Regions from separate parts of the Homo sapiens genome. Here region 1 is linked to region 2. The links are chromatin contacts, found by Hi-C or POLR2A ChIA-PET in ENCODE. All regions are on one chromosome and are shown on one strand. Each heading gives the region's core, a stretch centred on a gene start or an enhancer-like site at or near the end of the contact. The rest is flanking DNA. Distances are from core to core; before and after follow the strand shown.

What was found. Hi-C counts contacts between places; a loop is a spot of excess contacts on that map. ChIA-PET counts read pairs that join two places held with the same protein, here RNA polymerase II (POLR2A). Pooled maps may share reads with other maps.
Region 1: a pooled map shows a loop between it and region 2 (3-fold over the local background). The contact joins the promoter of SATB1 here to the enhancer-like site in region 2. A Hi-C loop is called at or near these places in 5 of 50 pooled maps. POLR2A ChIA-PET finds 5 or more read pairs at or near these places in 7 of 52 experiments (activated CD4-positive, alpha-beta T cell, activated CD4-positive, alpha-beta memory T cell, activated CD8-positive, alpha-beta T cell and 2 more).

The regions. Positions count from the first base shown.
Region 1 is chr3:18,424,063-18,426,762 of GRCh38, reverse strand. SATB1 (SATB homeobox 1) reads left to right here and starts at 1,424. Exons shown (of 11, transcript NM_002971.6): 1 at 1,424-2,700.
Region 2 is chr3:18,678,030-18,680,729 of GRCh38, reverse strand. No RefSeq gene overlaps it. Among named protein-coding and RNA genes, the nearest start is that of SATB1-AS1, 230 kb to the right of the region's middle. Within about 2 kb of position 1,334, at least 3 of the 41 ENCODE cell types and tissues checked have a DNase peak (open chromatin) inside an H3K27ac peak, as active enhancers do.

The DNA of each region.
Region 1 (2,700 bases), core at 175-2,674, 250 kb after region 2:
CTTGTTGCTTTTTTATGTGTAACAAAATGTTTATCTGACTGATTTTTCTCTTTTCCCTACCAGCAAATTCTGAAAAATAATTCTTGTTTTTTGTTAATGATTAACTGCCTTCAGGGTGCTAAAATGGTAGAACTAAAACCTAAGCGATAAATGAGGCATTTCTATTTTGGGTTACATTGTAATATTCTTTATTTTTACATGAACTATATTTAATAGATTGTCTAAATAATAGGATCATACTTATGTGGTAATGACCATTTATCTAACTGGGTAACCTACCCTAGATTACAGCAGAAGTGTTTATTGCTACAACAGATGTATTTACCAACCCAAACTTTCCTCTTTTGCCTAGCGTAAATTATTTGAAGAATGATGGCATCTTTTCCTTTATAATAACAAGTCAGGTCTCTTTCAAGTGACCCAAATTTTGTTTAACTCGGCCACGTATTTCTTCTTCCAAAGTATTCTATGGCTCAGAAGTGAGGGCGATTTGAACCAACGTCTGACTAGTACAGAACGCTCTTACTCAGTTCTTTCTAATGTTGGCTCCTCATAGTTTAAGGACCACCCTCCTTAGAGGATAAACATTCCGAGCGTTTCGAGGCTCCTGGCCTTTATTGCTGTACACGTTTCTGCACCCTCCGCGCTTCCCCGGAGAGAACTGCCTTCCGTCTGTACCCCTCCAGCCACTTCCTGATGGCTCCCTACCTCATTCCTCAGCGCCTGTCACCTGCGTACCCGCGCCCTTCTCCCACGGGGCCGGTGCGTCTCCCTGTCCCCCCACCTCGCCTGTCCCTCTGCGACGCTCCAGGCGTACTCCTTTTTGTGGCTTTTGTGGCGTGTGGGTGGTTGGTTAGTTTTCTCCCCTGGCCCTCGCCCCCTCCTCCCCGTCATTTTCCTTCCCCCCGCCCCCCGTGCCCGTCCTGCCCGTCCTGCCCCTCCTCCCTCCCACTCACACACCTGCCCCTGCCGCCCGCGCGCCGCGCGCTCCCCTCCCCGCTCCGGCGGACGCTGCCAGGGAAGCCCCCTCTCCTCCTCCCCTCTGCGCCCTCCCTGGCGCGTCTGGCGGCGGCCGGCGCTAGCCCTCGCACAGCGCCCTGTTATTCTGGGTATTGTGTGTAATAAATGTCGGGCCGCCTCACTCTAATCAAGCTCATTACAAATTCTTGCGCGCCCGGGGCCGGAAATCGTGCGCTCCCCCCATTCCCTCACTCATTCACTAGTTACTTGTCTTTCGGCTTTTTAACTCGCCGCCCCCGCCCCCTCCCCCAATCCCGGCCCTCCAGCCCGGGTTTTAATCCCCATCCCTTTTCCGCCCGCTCCGTGCACCCTGCCCCCCCACGCCGCCTTCCTCCTCGGCTCCGCACCCCCTTCCTCCTCTCCTCCCCCCTCCTCCTCCTCCGCCGCCGCCGCCGCCGCCGCCACTTTCTCGCTCGCTCCCGTTCCCCGGACGCGGCGGATGAGCCGGCCCCGCTGGGGAAGGCTCCGGGCGGCGGCGGGCGGCCGGGAGGAGGCTGCGTGCTCGGGGCTGGGGCTGCGAGCGGGGTGATTTTGTATTAAAATGAGGAGGAGGAAGAAGAGGCACCCACAGCGGCAGCGGCGGCGGCGGCGGCAGCAGCAGCAGGAGCAGCGGCGGAGAGGGCTGCAGCCCGGGCGGACGCGCGGAGCCGAGCGGGGCACGGCGGCGGCAGCGACAGCGGCCGGGATGAGTCAACTAATAATTTAATGGGGGCAGAGACGGCAGCGAGGGGTAGAGCTAGCGAGGGAGAGAGCGAGAGAAGCAGCCCCGTCCGGGGACTCGCGCTCACACTCACGCACACACACAAACACACACACACCTCTCCCTGTGCCACCCAGCAACACCCGGCCTCGTCACAACAACAACAGCCGCGGCCGCCCTCTATCCTGCCCGGGGGCCCAGCCGAAAGCCAGGGCGACTCTAGAGGACGCTGCCCGCCCCCCTCTTTCATTTCGGGAAACTCCTGATCAGTTTTGTCGGGGTTTCTGGGTTTCTTTTCCCCCAAAGTCCTAGTGCCATTGTGGTGCTCGTTGTTTACCTCGGACTCTGGACGAGTGAGAGCTTGGCGACTTTTTGGGGGGAGGGGGCGGGGAGTTTGTCGCTGCCTAGGCGGTGGAGGTGGCTGGGGGTGCCTTCTGATCTTCCTCCTCCTCCCCCTCCCCCCGAACCTCTTCTCTCCTCACTTGCTGGGACCCCAGACGCTCACAGCCCCGCGTCAATGGGCAGGGAGAGGGTCCTTGCGGCTGTTGTCAGCGAGGGCAGAATCAAAAGTGGCATTTTAGTGCCTTTCCGGGGCTTTTCTCGCGACCCCCTGCCCCCCACCCTCGCTGTCCCCCGCTAGATGCCCTCGTTGGGGGTGCGAGGCTGTGGGGAAAAGTTTAAGGTTTGTTAATATTAGTCGCGATTGTTGGCGAGGGGGGTGGGGGTGATTGGAAGGGAGGCGAGGTGGCCTTCCCAATGCGCGTTATTCGGGGTTATTGAAGAATAATATTGCAAGTGACAGCCAGAAGTAGACTTTCTGTCCTCACACCGAAGAACCCGAGTGAGCAGGAGGGAGGGAGAGACGCGAAGAGACCTTTTTTCCTTTTTGGAGACCTTGTCCGCAGTGATTTTTTTTTTTTTAAGAGAATCCTCAGTCACCACGTCGTTTCCCCAGCACCATCACAGTGTACAGCTCATAA
Region 2 (2,700 bases), core at 85-2,584:
CTGGCTTGTAGTCATAATATTTAATATAATGATTATTAATATTTATTCTAATTTGTTATCATTATTCATTTAAAGTTGTTTGATTTTAGTTTATAAGTCCTAATATTATGTAATAGTAAGAGCATGTAATTTGAGTCAAGGGCATATATATTTGTGTATATCTTTTCTACTTATAGAGTTGTGACCTTTTAGGTTTTTTTATTTACTCATTTATTCTTAATTTCCTCACTGGTAAAATGAAGAAACTGATAAAAACATGTCAAATTTACTATCTGAGGATATTGAAAAATCAAGTAAAATAATTATGTGAAACCATTTAAAAATTGCTGAGCATGATGCAACTAATATTTATCCTAATTATTATTCTCCTACTTATTTTTGTACTCTACACAGTAATGGAATTCTACACATATTTCAAGTTGGGATTCACAATTAATTTTATAATTTCTATGTACTTTTGAATTTATGGTTGTCCAGTTCTGCATACATAAATTCTTAAAAAATCAAAACATGTCTGGCTAATCCAGAACCACTATTAACATAAAATGTGAAGAAGTAGTCCAACTGGCTCAGACAGCATGCTGATAGCTCCAGTGTATTCAGCACAACTAAATGTTCACGACTGGTGGTTTGTTCAAATATACAATATGGAAATATCCTCATAGATTAAAATCTTACCCAGCCAGAAGTACTACAACTGTGATGGCAAAATTTAAAGACAGGGCAAATTTTCAAATGTAACCTTTCACTCAATTCTGTCCAAAATGTAATTCATTTCCATTCAGCAAAGTGACTATTTTTGCAGTTTTCCTGGGCTTCCACAATGGAAGGAGTTTTTGATTATTGAGGTCACTATCAGGAAAATAAACTAAGAGTTGTGATTGCCGTACACAGACCTATGGAGATCCTGAGAGTTCATAAAGATGGAAGATACTATAAAGTGTCCATTCTATGTGCAGAAACATGGTGAGAAGGTTTATTTTGGATTTCTCAAAGAAAATCATTATAGCAACCTGGAAATTTAGTGTGGTTCCTTGAATTTAAGCAGTCTGGGGAATTATTGGTTTTGAATTACTGGCAATAGTGAAGAGGGCTAAATACAGTTTCAGAATGAAAATTAGTATTATGTTGTCAGGAAGTGAATGAGCAAAAAGGTGCAAAGGCAAAAAAAAAAAAAAAAGAGAGAGAGAGAAAGAGAGAAGATCACTGGGGCTGATACCAAAAAGTGCAACATAAATTCAGAGATGACAGAGCAGGTGAAGATTTTCAGTGTGGCCACGACAATGTCACCTACAGCTGAGAATCAGAGAAAGAAAGAGAGAGATAAGCAAGGAAGCCGCAGTGCAAATGTGAAGCAAGTTCACTTTACTACGTTACCACTTGAGGTCTAAATGAGATCTGATATTTTCTCTCCCATCCCCTTTAATGCCGTCATTAGAAATAGTTGAAAGCTTTAGAAGCTACAAAATTTCTGGAGAAAACATAGCTGCAGTTCAGTTTTTTAACAAAAAGAATTAACTCCACACTGCCTTGCCTGCAACATTGAAGCTTGGCTCTCAAACAACAAATTGCAACATAACTTTTTTGATTTTGTTTTTTATTAAGCTTATGTCCACCCTCCAGCCAGGGCTCACATTTTTCCTTCTGGCTCAATAGAAGCTTCAGGGAGAAGGCTTTACATTTTTCATTCCTTGAAGTATTTCTCTTTCCTTGCAATTCAGGTATCTCGTCCCACAATTTTATTTTACAAGTTCATATATTGGAAATGTCCCATGATAGAGTGTTGGAATCAAAAGCCTGAACTCAAAATGCTGTGCCATTAATAGAGTGGCATTACACAGGTCATTTAATTGTTTAAGTTCTTTGAACTTCAGATTTTTATCTGCAAATAGGAATAAGCTCATAATTTGAAGAGATATTTTGGGGATTAACTGAGATATAATAATTAAATTTAAGAAAAGATACTAGACTAAATGTTGGCTAGCTTCACCTCTGCCTACTCCTTCTTAAACAATCCTTGGAGAGAACTACATCAAAAAGTGAGTAAAAGAAAATCTTTCTGAATAAAAGCAAGGACTTTAGAGATATATAAACCTGTTTAGAATCCCAGTTCCACACTTACTAGCTCTGTGAACTTTCTTGATTCTTAATCTCTCCGAATCTAAGTCTCCTCTTTTTTAAAAGGAGGATAGTACTTCATGTCCACTAGGATTTCTTTAAGTTGAAATCATGTATTCGATGTATTTGTTTTATTCATGCAAAGAAATATTTTTGGATAGTCCCAGGCACTGTTCTAGGCACATGGGAATACATTAGTGAGCAAAACAAATAGAAATCTCTGCCCCATGGAGGTTGAGTTGTGGTGGGAGAAGACAAATGATACATAATAAATAAAATAAATAATTTGAATGGCACACTAAATGGTTATAAATGCTATAGCAAAAAAGAAAAAGAAAGGGGTTTGAAAGTTTGGCAGGAAGTTTTTTGAGTTGAAAGGAAGGCAGACCATGCTTCAGTGTGCAATGTGATGATCAGGGTGGGGCTCACTGAGACATGAGATTAGTGCAAAATCCTGAGGAGGGTCTGTAAGTCAGTCAAGTGGGAATAGGAGGGGAAGAGCATTACAAGCATCAGGATCAGATAAGTAAAAACTCTAACAGCAAGGAGGCCAGTGTGGCTGGAAATAAGTATTGAAGAAAC